2 separate regions of the Homo sapiens genome follow, and region 2 is linked to region 1. Evidence: chromatin contacts called from ENCODE Hi-C or POLR2A ChIA-PET data. All regions are on one chromosome and are shown on one strand. Each heading gives the region's core, a stretch centred on a gene start or an enhancer-like site at or near the end of the contact. The rest is flanking DNA. Distances are from core to core; before and after follow the strand shown.

Region 1 (6,530 bases), core at 1,729-4,228:
CCAGCCTGGGCAACAAGAGTGAAACTCCGTCTCGGAAAAAAAAAAAAAGAAAAATGGAAAATAGACAATTCCGAAAAAAGGACATTATATATATGTTTAAACATATCAAAAGTTTATAACTGAAATCTGGGACAATTCAAGCAACAAAATAAATAATGATAGCAATGGATTATAACTCATAAAGCAAATATCTCCTATCATCCCGGCACTTTGGGAGGCCGAGGTGGGTGGATCACTCGAGGCCAGGAGTTAGAGACTAGCCTGGCCAACATCAAAACCCCGTCTCTACAAAAAAATACAAAAATTAGCCGAGCACAGTGGCATGCACCTGTGGTCTCAGCTACTGGGGAGGCTAAGGCAGAATAATCTCTAGAGCCCGAGAGACAGAGGTTGCAGTGAGCCAAGACTGTGCCACTGTACTCCAGCCTGGGCACGGGAGTGAAACTCTGTCTCAAAAAAAAAGGCAAAGAAAAAAGAAACTACTCTTCTAGGCCCGGCCTGGTTCCTCAACACTTTGGGAGGCCTAGGCGGCAGGATCACTTGAGCCCAGGAGTTTGAGAGCAGCCTGGGCAACATGGCAAAACCTGGTCTCTACAATAATTTAAAAATTAGCTGGGCATGGTGTTGGGGGCCTGTAGTCCCAGCTATGTGAGAGGGTGTGGTGGGAGGATCGTTGGAGCCATGATTGTGCCACTGCACTCCAGCCTGGGTGACAGAGTCAGATTATGTCTCCAAAAAATAAATAAAAGGAAAAAAGGGTAGGGGGGAAGACTCTTAGTCCATAATAGTCTACCTTTCTCCCATCCTTGATTGTGAATTTAATCTGTTGGGGAATGTGGTTATTTGTCCTGTGGAAGTTGATTACTTCATCTCGGTGTTTTTATTTTTCCCTTTCTTGTATTTCCTGTAAACTGTTGGCTAGATCTAAGGTTTAATTAGATTTGAGTTCAATTTGAGGGATCAGGAATACTTCACAGGAGGAACTGGGTATTTTCTATTGCATCACATCATGAGGTATCTCGTATCTGGTTATCTCACTTTTAATGGTACTAAGATTGATCAGTGGTTCAAATGGTATCAACCTGGCTGGGCGTGGCAGCTCACGTCTGTAATCCCAGCACTTTGGGAGGCTGAGGCGGGCAGATCATCTGAAGTCACAAGTTCCAGCCCACGCTGGCCAACATGGTGAAACCCCATCTCTACGAAAAATACAAAAATTAGCCGGGTGTGGTGGCACGCACTGTAATCCCAGCTACTCGGGAAGCTGAGCCAGGAGAATCACTTGAACCCGGAGGTGGAGGTTGCAGTGAGCCGAGATCGCGCCACTGCACTCCAGCCTGGGTGACAGAGCAAGTCTCCGTCTCAATAATAATAATAATAATTTCTTTTGTAGAGATGGGGGCTCACCATGTTGACCAGGCTGGTTTCGAACTTCTGGCCTCAAGCGATCTTCCGCCTAGGGTCTCCAAAGTACTGGGATTACAGGCGTCAGCCACCACACCCAGCCAAGTTCAACATCTTTTCTAAGAGCCAGATGTCATTTAAGTTTATCCCTATCAATAACTGACATTCAAATGCTGAAATCTTGCCCCCAGTGGTAGCAATCTTCATAATAATGCCAGATGAACTTTCCTACCATAGAACTATAGTTGAAAGTCTATGTCAATCTTTTTACTACAAAGCACTGTAGGAAAAAAATTTAAGATGAAACTAATTTTTAAAGTTGCATTACACAAGTAAAACTCATCTCAGAGATTATTACTATGATTGGGAACCAAGTTGACAGATTTGGGAGGTCTTCACTGTGAAGCTTTATGGAAATATCTAAGTCAAAAAAACTAGTAGGGAGCTAAGCATTATAAAAAAAAAACTACACGGCTGTCTCTAGGAGGGGGAACTGGAGCAGGGACACGAGGCAAGGAGCAGCGGCTTTGCATCATAACCTCATCTGTGCATGTACTACGTCGACATTACACAGGGCAAATATGGAAGAAAAGTAATACAGTCAGCTGACAACGTGCCCCCCAAAAGCCTGTTATATATACACGATTCCAGCCGGGCGCGGTGGCTCAGGCCTGTAATCTCAGCACTTTGGGAGGCCGAGGCGAGCAGATCGCTTGAGTCCACAAATTCGAGACCAGCCTGGGCAGCATGTCAAAACCCCATCTCTGCAAAACACACAAAAATTAGCCGGGTGGGCCGGGTACGGTGGTTCACCCTTGCAATCTCAGCACTTTGAGAGGCCCAGGCGGGCAAATCACCTGAGGTCAGGAGTTTGAGACCAGCCTGTCCAACATGGTGAAACCCCCGTCTCTGCTAAAAATACAAAAATTAGCCGGGCGTGGTGGTGCATGCCTGTAATCCCAGCTACTGGGGAGGCTGAGGCAGGAGAATTGCTTGAACCTGCGAGGTGGAGGTTGCAATGAACCTAGATAGCGCCACTGCACTTCAGCCTGGGCAACAGAGTGAGACTCCGTCCCAAAAAAGAAAAAAATTAGCCGGGCGTGGTGGCGCGCGCGGGAGCCTGAGGTGGGAGGATCGTCTGAGCCCGGGAGTTTGAGGCTGTGGTGAGCAGTGATCGCTTCACTGCACTTCAGCTTGGGTGACAGAGCGAGACCCTGACTCAAAAAATAAACAAACATAAAAAAACGCTTCCAATGTTTTGTTCCCTTACATCAGAATCCACTTGGACAATATTTAAAGGGGCTAAGGTCATATAAGGCTCATCTGGCGACTGAAAAGTCTTCAAAGAGGTTGACGCGTCCGAGGTGAGTCTGAAGTTTGGAGGACAGCACGGGACCGCGATTCCAAGGCGCCCAGGTTGAGAGCGCAGGCCGCCCGCCAACCTCCACCCTCGCTCCAGGCCCAGCCGACACAAAGCCTCGCGGGAGGTGGAGCCTCGTGACGTCACAGAGACGCCCGCCCCCTTTACGTCGTGCTCTGAGGAGGCCAGGAGATTTCTGGCGGCGCCGGCGCCATTTTGCTGGAGCCTGCGACCGAGTGGGAGTGGAGTGGAGCGGCTGTGGTTGCCGACTCTTTCCTCTTCCCCACGGTCCAGTCAGCGGGTTAATTAGGCCATCGGCCCTCGAGCCGAGACTTGTCTCTTATTTAGTTCTGGGGAGCGCCTCGTCGACATGAGTGATGTGGAGGAAAACAACTTCGAGGGCAGAGTGAGTACAAAGCCGCGGGAGCCGTCTAGGCGGCGGCCCAATGCTCGGGGTTTCACGGGAACAAGCGCGGTCGGGCGGGGTTGCGGGTAGTCCCGCGAGGAGCAACCTCTGGAGCCATCGCGATTGATTCCTCCCATCCCAAGATGGCTTCTGGGTTCCACTCCTTCCCCAAACACCACGGATAACACCCCTCCCCCTTTTTTGGAGGCTGACTGATACCTGGACTTCTGGGTCCTCTTCCCTCCCCGCCCCCGCATTGCTTCCTCCCTTCTCCCCACCCCTGAGGCTTCCTTATGTCTGCTCCGAGGTGTGGGTCCCCGTCGCGGTTGGGCGGGAGGAGGCGGCAGGGAGCTCCCCTCCGTCCGGATAGTGGTAGGTGCTTCCTGCGGTGGCATTTCTGGCGACCCCGAGCATCGTAGAGGGTCTCGGGATCGAAAGTGCGCGGGGCTGCTTTCCGGGCGGGGAGAAGCTGGCGTGGGACTAGCTGGGGCCTGTGTCTCCTTGGCTCTCTATTTCAGTGAGCGGCCGCGTCTCTGTTGGAACCGGCGGCGTTGCGTCTAAAAAGGCGAAAGCCTTGAGGTTGAAGGTGGGACGAGCCTAATGAAGTGGTTAGTCAACGACCGCACCGACCCTTAAGCGTTCTTAAGACGAGAGCTGTGAGGGGAAACTACGCAAGGAGCCCTTTTCCCTTAATGTCCCTTCGACTTTCCTTTCACTTCGAAATGAATGTGGAAATGCTGTCACGCCTTATTTTTCTAATTCCTCGATGTTGGGTTTTTTCTCTTCTTTATATCTCAACTTTTAATGCTCTTCTTCCTATGACCTTTCATCTAAAAACTGACCACTCCTTTACAGGTTTTTACGGTAAAAAAAAAAAAATCTGTCTTTCTTTAATCTTACATAGCTGAACGAATTCATTGGCTCAGTATTTTTAAGATAACTAGTCAGTATATACTGTTCTGTAACTTAAAAGATGACCTGAAAATTAACAGGCCCTCTCCCATTTCTCTTCTCACTCTATCCCCCACCGAAGAGGGCTCAGAAAAAAGTTTTTATTAATATATTTGGGGTCGGAGAAATACAAACATCACAAAGAATACGATATCCCCAGCTTAAATGTACTGGAACGTTTGTCAGTGAGTTTCATTTCCAAAGTTTACCCTACATAGGGAATTGTAGAAGTGAGTTAGTAGAAGTGAGTTCGTGTGAAACCCTGGAAAGAAAACAAAAGCCCCATGCAACACGTTCCGGGCTGTTGTGTAGATGTTTATTCTAGTCACTAGGGGAAGCACATAAAAACACCTGAGGTGTGTGTGCTGAAGGGCGAATTTTGTCCTTTTGGGGAGTTCATGATATAAACATCTAGAACCAAAAAGTCAAATCAGAAGGTCAGTTTAGGCTTTAGTTCTCTTTGAGGAAAGATTTAAAGCAATAGACTATAATAGTTACCCGGTAGACTAAAAAATTTGCCTTTAATTCTTTTGATTGGAATTTTTTTTTACAAAGTTTGGAGCATGGAAACAAATGAAAATTGAACCTGCTTATTTTTTAGGATGGTGTATTGATGGCCCCAACAGAACTTTCTAAAATCATGCGATAAACATATATGATAGTAGTTGTAAAATGCTTCTTGTTTTGAAAATGTTGAGTAATTATCGATAGAAATTTTGCTGTCCATTCATACATTCCTTCAATTAACTTTCATTGTTAAAAAATTGGGGGATTGATGTTTGGTTTGGTTTGTGGGGAGTGAAGAGGACTACTGGAGGGACCTTGTTTGCTTGCTTTTTTTCTTTTTTTAATTTATCATCAAGTCTAGGAAAGGAGTAAGTTGCCGACAATTGTCACTTTTCCCTCCTAAGAAAGTAACATGTTAAGATTCCCACCTACCAGCCTGGGTGACAGTGAGACTCCCGTCTCAAAAAAAAAAAAAAAGATTCCCACCCACTTTTAAGCTAAAGTATATGTAGGCATTAAAGATTTATTTAATAGAAATAAAGGGCCCTCTTACGGCCCTTTGTGGTCATAGGAAATATTTTTTTCACAAGTGGTACCCAAGTGTATTTTAGTGTAAATCAACTAGTGCTTGTAGGCTCACCTGTTGTATCTTTTTATTTTTCGTCTTTTAGTTTTTATAGGATGAGATAATTGTCTTTATTTGTAATTGGTTAAAGAATTAGAACAATGCGAGAAGCTTGTCTGGAGATGCCCTTTTTAAAATCGTTTCTGGCCGGGCGCAGTGGCTCACGCCTGTAATCCAACAATTTTTGGGAGGCTGAGGCGGGTGGATTACTTGAGGTTAGGAGTTCGAGACTAGCCTGCCCAACGTGGTGAAACCCTGTCTCTACTAAAAATACAAAATTAGCCGGGCGTGGTGGCGTGCGCCTGTGATCACAGCTACTTAGGAGGCTGAGGCAGGAGAATTACTTGAACCTGGGAGGCGGAATTGCGCCACGACACTCCAGTCTAGGCAACAGAATGAGACTCTTGTCTCAAAAATAAGTAAATACGTAGGTCCATAAAAGCAATTTTAAGTGGAGATGTCCTTTGGAGCTGGGAGTGAAGGTAGCACTTAAGCGGTGGCTTTGCATGTCTTGATAAAAGTAATGAGTTGTTTGCCTCAATACAGCTTCAACTAAAATTCGGATTTTGAGCTCAAAAAATGTTAATGCCCTTCATAGAAATTAAGGGGAATGGAAATCTTTTCTTAACATTTTACACCTCTACCCCTAAAATTTTAAGAACTGTACTTTATAAAAATGTGCAATTTTCATACAGCATCCCAGTGTTGATCATGGAGGTTAATGATTCTTTATTGTTAGGGACCTATCTTGTAATTCCAGAGTTATTTATGTTTTCTACAGTTGAAGAGGAAAAATACCGCTTCTTATTGCCTCCTTTTCAGGATTTCTTCTGGCTTCTTGAGTAGCTGGAGTATTTTTGAGAGACTCCTACAGGCCCTGCGGGGTGGCACATGCCTGTAATCCTAGCTACTTAGGAGGCTGAGGTGGGAGAATTGCTTAAACCCGGGAGGCAGAGGTTGCAGTGAGCCGAGATCGCATCACTGCACTCCAGCCTGGGCGACAGAGCAAGACTCTGTCTCGAAAAAAAAAAAGGCAAACAAATTTATCTGTATCAATTTGGAATTAAAAGATTTGTGTGTATAGATTTTTTGTTAAAAATAGAAGAAATAGGGGGAGGGTCCTTTTCTGAAATCTGAGAATGATAGGGATGATGACTATCAAAACCCAGGCCTGTGACTGGCTTGTTTAAAAACAAAACAAGGCCGGCCCGGTGGCTCACGCCTGTAATCCCAGCGCTTTGGGAGGCTGAGGCGGGCGGATCACAAGGTCAAGAGAT
Region 2 (6,530 bases), core at 2,998-5,497, 2.7 Mb before region 1:
TCAGCCTCCAGAGTAGCTGGGATTATAGGCGGATGCCACCATGCCGGGCTAATTTTTTTTGTGTTTTTATTAGAAACAGGGTTTCACCATGTTGACCAGGCTGGTCTCAAACTCCTGACCTGAAGTGATTCACCAGCCTGGGCCTCCCAAAGTGCTGGCATTACAGGCGTGAGCCACTGCGCCCGGCCCTGTAGTCTTAAAAGACCAAGTTTACTAATTTTCACTCATTTTAACAACACTGCAACAAACAACTATGCAGGAAGTACCTAAAGGGTGATACAGAGAAGCAAGTAGTAGTGACAGGTCTTAGGTGAACCTATGACAGACCTTGTATCCACCCCCAGATGGTAAAAGCCCCAGCCCCCTTCTCAATTCAAATATTAATGTCAAAAGCATCAATGATACAGAGAAAAGATAAATGCAGAATGAAAACATGGTTCAAAATCCTGATACCAACTGCAGGGTCAACTATAGAGACCACTAGGAGGTTCAATTAAAGGACAAGATTATTTTTCCATAATCTCTGTAGATAATATTTCCTACCACTTAGAACAAAACTATAAAGCTATCACTTCAAGAGACCAACATTACAAATTTATTTTAATTCCCTAAGGTGAAAAAAATCCTTCCTTCCTGGTTTCTCAAGAGAAAGTCTATACTGGTAACCAAATTCACTTTAAACAGGCATTTTCTTTGGTATGACACTATTTAAGAGAAGCAGGAAACCAACGTGAACCAGCTCTTTCCAATGGCTCAAGATTTCCTATGAGAGGACTAAAAATGGGGAAAATTTTTATGAGAGGATTAAAAATGGGGGAAAAAAAACCCTGAAATGGTTAATCAGAAGATCCTATGGGCTGAGAAGGAATCCATCTTAACATTTCATCTTAAAGCAAATGCTATTGCCGGGGGCAGTGGCTCATGCCTGTAATCCCAGCACTTTGGGAGGCCGAGGTGGGCAGATCATCTGAGGTCAGGAGTTTGAGACCAGCCTGACCAACATGGAGAAACCCCGTTTCTACTAAAAATACAAAATTAGCCAGGCATAGTGGTGCATGCCTGTAATCCCAGCTACTTGGGAGGCTGAGGCAGGAGAACTGCTTGAACCCAGGAGGCTTAAGTTGCGGTGAGCCAAGATCACGCCATTGCACTCTAGCCTGGACAACAAGAGAAAAACTCTGTCTCAAAAAAACACAAAAACAAAAAACCCAAATACTATTTAAAAAAGATAAACCTTAATTGCTCAATCATTAAAGCCATCCCACAAGTAAAGCAGCAAGCAGAAAAAAGTTAAGAACACCTCAAGGCTACAGAAGGACATTTCAAGCTATGCAGGCATATGAAGTGTGCAGACAGATATGTAAGAAAGGCCTCAAGACTGCAAAAGGGCATTTCAAGCTATGCAAGCATATAGGTAACACATACACACACACAAAATAAAAATCCCCTGAAATACAAAAACATGCAGCAAACACCTGACGTTTTTGGATACCATTTCTAAGTCAGGTGTTATGATTCTCATTAGTCAAGATACTTGAGTACTGGGCCCAAACAGCTTTCTGCCACTGTACAGTACAAGAAGGTAGGAATAATGGTGGGAGGAGCAAAGACAAACTGTAATAGACAGAAGTGTATCAGATACCTATACTACATGAAAAACAAAACAGCTACTGCCACAAAGGGAGAAGGCTAACAAAATAAAGTCAACAATAAATACAGAAAATGAAAAGGATACACACTAAGGTTTACAAAAAAAAAAAGGCAGACAAAATGCCATACAGTATTCATTCACTACTATGGCATTCATAAGCTAGTTTCAAATGCTCACTATTTTCTTTTATAGTATATATTTGCCTTAACCCAGCACTTTTTTCCAAAAGTGGATGAGTCAAAATAAATTTCCCATTATTTAAGTGAAATTAACAGCACACATATCTCACAACACTAATGAATTTTTAAAATGGAAAGTTAAGAACTTTTAAAGTGGCCAACCTGTGATCCTTCACAAAATAAACTAAATACAATAACAGACCCCAAAGGCTATCAATTGCGTGCAAAAACAACTTCTGTTTTCCAGGGTAAACAGAATCTAATGCAGAATCTAATGCAGGGTAAACAGACTTAATGCAGAATCTAATGATGGCACAAATTAAAAATCACTAACGTGCCCTTTTTAGTGTGAAACCCAGAGAGAGCACATACAAGCCAAAAACAAATGCTTTATTTTACCTAGGAGACATTAACATTCACCTTTACGTGTTTAAGATTAATGCAATGTTAAATATTGTGAAAACTGTAACTTTGAATTTCATGATTTTTATGTGAATATTCCAGGGTTTAAAAAAACTTGTAACATGACATGGCTGAATAAGATAAAAAAAAAATCTAGCCTTTTCTCCCTTCTGGCTCATATTTGCGATTTCGATCATTTTGTTTAAAAAACAAAACACTGCAATGAATTAAACTTAATATTCTTCTATGTTTTAGAGTAAGTTAAAACAAGATAAAGTGACCAAAGTAATTTGAAAGATTCAATGACTTTTGCTCCAACCTAGGTGCACAAGGTACCTTGTTCTTTAAATTGGGCTTTAATGAAAATACTTCTCCAGAATTCTGGGGATTTAAGAAAAATTATGCCAACCAACAAGGGCTTTACCATTTTATGTAACATTTTTCAACGCTGCAAAAATGTGTGTATTTCTATTTGAAGATAAAAATCCTCAGCAAAATCCACATTGCACTGTCCTTCAAAGATTAGCCTTCTTTGAACTAGTTAAGACACTATTAAGCCAAGCCAGTATCTCCCTGTAATGAATTCGTTTTTCTCTTAATTTTCCCCTGTAATTTACACTGGGAGAGCTGGGAAATATGTGGATGTAAATTTCTCAGCCACAGAGATGCAAAGTTATACTGTGGGGAAAAAAAACTTGAGTTAAATCCTTACATATTTTAGGTTTTCATTAACTTACCAATGTAGTTTTGTTGGAGGCCATTTTTTATTGCAGACTTGAAGAGCTATTACTAGAAAAATGCATGACAGTTAAGGTAAGTTTGCATGACACAAAAAAGGTAACTAAATACAAATTCTGTTTGGATTCCAACCCCCAAGTAGAGAGCGCACATTTCAAACGTGAATACAAATCCAGAGTAGATCTGCGCTCCTACCTACATTGCTTATGATGTACTTAAGTACGTGTCCTAACCATGTGAGTCTAGAAAGACTTTACTGGGGATCCTGGTACCTAAAACAGCTTCACATGGCTTAAAATAGGGGACCAATGTCTTTTCCAATCTAAGTCCCATTTATAATAAAGTCCATGTTCCATTTTTAAAGGACAATCCTTTCGGTTTAAAACCAGGCACGATTACCCAAACAACTCACAACGGTAAAGCACTGTGAATCTTCTCTGTTCTGCAATCCCAACTTGGTTTCTGCTCAGAAACCCTCCCTCTTTCCAATCGGTAATTAAATAACAAAAGGAAAAAACTTAAGATGCTTCAACCCCGTTTCGTGACACTTTGAAAAAAGAATCACCTCTTGCAAACACCCGCTCCCGACCCCCGCCGCTGAAGCCCGGCGTCCAGAGGCCTAAGCGCGGGTGCCCGCCCCCACCCGGGAGCGCGGGCCTCGTGGTCAGCGCATCCGCGGGGAGAAACAAAGGCCGCGGCACGGGGGCTCAAGGGCACTGCGCCACACCGCACGCGCCTACCCCCGCGGCGGCCACGTTAACTGGGCGGTCGCCGCAGCCTCGGGACAGCCGGCCGCGCGCCGCCAGGCCTCGCGGACGCGGGACCACGCGCCGCCCTCCGGGAGGCCCAAGTCTCGACCCAGCCCCGCGTGGCGGCTGGGGGAGGGGGCGCCTCCGCCGGAACGCGGGTGGGGGAGGGGAGGGGGAAATGCGCTTTGTCTCGAAATGGGGCAACCGTCGCCACAGCTCCCTACCCCCTCGAGGGCAGAGCAGTCCCCCCACTAACTACCGGCGCTGGCCGCGCGCCAGGCCAGCCGCGAGGCCACCGCCCGACCCTCCACTCCTTCCCGCAGCTCCCGGCGCGGGGTCCGGCGAGAAGGGGAGGGGAGGGGAGCGGAGAACCGGGCCCCCGGGACGCGTGTGGCATCTGAAGCACCACCAGCGAGCGAGAGCTAGAGAGAAGGAAAGCCACCGACTTCACCGCCTCCGAGCTGCTCCGGGTCGCGGGTCTGCAGCGTCTCCGGCCCTCCGCGCCTACAGCTCAAGCCACATCCGAAGGGGGAGGGAGCCGGGAGCTGCGCGCGGGGCCGCCGGGGGGAGGGGTGGCACCGCCCACGCCGGGCGGCCACGAAGGGCGGGGCAGCGGGCGCGCGCCCGGCGGGGGGAGGGGCCGCGCGCCGCGCCCGCTGGGAATTGGGGCCCTAGGGGGAGGGCGGAGGCGCCGACGACCGCGGCACTTACCGTTCGCGGCGTGGCGCCCGGTGGTCCCCAAGGGGAGGGAAGGGGGAGGCGGGGCGAGGACAGTGACCGGAGTCTCCTCAGCGGTGGCTTTTCTGCTTGGCAGCCTCAGCGGCTGGCGCCAAAACCGGACTCCGCCCACTTCCTCGCCCCTGCGGTGCGAGGGTGTGGAATCCTCCAGACGCTGGGGGAGGGGGAGTTGGGAGCTTAAAAACTAGTACCCCTTTGGGACCACTTTCAGCAGCGAACTCTCCTGTACACCAGGGGTCAGTTCCACAGACGCGGGCCAGGGGTGGGTCATTGCGGCGTGAACAATAATTTGACTAGAAGTTGATTCGGGTGTTTCCGGAAGGGGCCGAGTCAATCCGCCGAGTTGGGGCACGGAAAACAAAAAGGGAAGGCTACTAAGATTTTTCTGGCGGGGGTTATCATTGGCGTAACTGCAGGGACCACCTCCCGGGTTGAGGGGGCTGGATCTCCAGGCTGCGGATTAAGCCCCTCCCGTCGGCGTTAATTTCAAACTGCGCGACCGTTTCTCACCTGCCTTGCGCCAAGGCAGGGGGCGGGACCCTATTCCAAGAGGTAGTAACTAGCAGGACTCTAGCCTTCCGCAATTCATTGAGCGCATTTACGGAAGTAACGTCGGGTACTGTCTCTGGCCGCAAGGGTGGGAGGAGTACGCATTTGGCGTAAGGTGGGGCGTAGAGCCTTCCCGCCATTGGCGGCGGATAGGGCGTTTACGCGACGGCCTGACGTAGCGGAAGACGCGTTAGTGGGGGGGAAGGTTCTAGAAAAGCGGCGGCAGCGGCTCTAGCGGCAGTAGCAGCAGCGCCGGGTCCCGTGCGGAGGTGCTCCTCGCAGAGTTGTTTCTCGAGCAGCGGCAGTTCTCACTACAGCGCCAGGACGAGTCCGGTTCGTGTTCGTCCGCGGAGATCTCTCTCATCTCGCTCGGCTGCGGGAAATCGGGCTGAAGCGACTGAGTCCGCGATGGAGGTAACGGGTTTGAAATCAATGAGTTATTGAAAAGGGCATGGCGAGGCCGTTGGCGCCTCAGTGGAAGTCGGCCAGCCGCCTCCGTGGGAGAGAGGCAGGAAATCGGACCAATTCAGTAGCAGTGGGGCTTAAGGTTTATGAACGGGGTCTTGAGCGGAGGCCTGAGCGTACAAACAGCTTCCCCACCCTCAGCCTCCCGGCGCCATTTCCCTTCACTGGGGGTGGGGGATGGGGAGCTTTCACATGGCGGACGCTGCCCCGCTGGGGTGAAAGTGGGGCGCGGAGGCGGGAATTCTTATTCCCTTTCTAAAGCACGCTGCTTCGGGGGCCACGGCGTCTCCTCGGCGAGCGTTTCGGCGGGCAGCAGGTCCTCGTGAGCGAGGCTGCGGAGCTTCCCCTCCCCCTCTCTCCCGGGAACCGGATTTGGCGGCCGCCATTTTCATGGCTCGCCTTCCTCTCAGCGTTTTCCTTATAACTCTTTTATTTTCTTAGTGTGCTTTCTCTATCAAGAAGTAGAAGTGGTTAACTATTTTTTTTTCTTCTCGGGCTGTTTTCATATCGTTTCGAGGTGGATTTGGAGTGTTTTGTGAGCTTGGATCTTTAGAGTCCTGCGCACCTCATTAAAGGCGCTCAGCCTTCCCCTCGATGAAATGGCGCCATTGCGTTCGGAAGCCACACCGAAGAGCGGGGAGGGGGGGTGCTCCGGGTTTGCGGGCCCGGTTTCAGAGAAGATATCACCACCCAGGGCGTCGGGCCGGGTTCAATGCGAGCCGTAGGACAAAGAAACCATTTTATGTTTTTCCTGTCTTTTTTTTCCTTTGAGTAACGGTTTTATCTGGGTCTGCAGTCAGTAAAACGACAGATGAACCGCGGCAAAATAAACATAAATTGGAAGCCATCGGCCACGAGGGGCAGGGACGAAGGTGGTTTTCTGGGCGGGGGAGGGATATTCGCGTCAGAATCCTTTACTGTTCTTAAGGATTCCGTTTAAGTTGTAGAGCTGACTCATTTTAAGTAATGTTGTTACTGAGAAGTTTAACCCTTACGGGACAGATCCATGGACCTTTATAGATGATTACGAGGAAAGTGAAATAACGATTTTGTCCTTAG

What was found. A loop is a pair of places that touch in the nucleus more often than their neighbours do. ChIA-PET counts read pairs that join two places held with the same protein, here RNA polymerase II (POLR2A). Pooled maps may share reads with other maps.
Region 2: a loop to region 1 is called in a map of ascending aorta, with 5 times the contacts of the local background. The contact joins the promoter of CBX3 here to the promoter of TRA2A in region 1. A Hi-C loop is called at or near these places in 3 of 168 maps with a recorded cell type or tissue (CD4-positive, alpha-beta memory T cell, ascending aorta and naive thymus-derived CD4-positive, alpha-beta T cell) and 13 of 50 pooled maps. POLR2A ChIA-PET finds 5 or more read pairs at or near these places in 3 of 52 experiments (CD4-positive, alpha-beta T cell, activated CD4-positive, alpha-beta T cell and naive thymus-derived CD4-positive, alpha-beta T cell).

Annotation. Positions count from the first base shown.
Region 1 is chr7:23,528,429-23,534,958 of GRCh38, reverse strand. It overlaps TRA2A (transformer 2 alpha homolog), which reads left to right and starts at 2,978. Exons shown (of 8, transcript NM_013293.5): 1 at 2,978-3,170. The coding sequence starts at 3,135. RefSeq lists enhancers at 1,740-2,239, 2,599-2,718, 2,240-2,741, 2,889-3,108, 3,119-3,168 and 3 more.
Region 2 is chr7:26,199,462-26,205,991 of GRCh38, reverse strand. It overlaps CBX3 (chromobox 3), which reads right to left and starts at 4,247. Exons shown (of 6, transcript NM_016587.4): 1 at 4,166-4,247; 2 at 2,970-3,021. The coding sequence starts at 2,993. It overlaps HNRNPA2B1 (heterogeneous nuclear ribonucleoprotein A2/B1), which reads left to right and starts at 5,246. Exons shown (of 11, transcript NM_002137.4): 1 at 5,246-5,420. The coding sequence starts at 5,415. RefSeq lists a silencer at 3,543-4,362 and enhancers at 5,303-5,692, 4,858-5,830, 5,803-5,922, 5,831-6,530.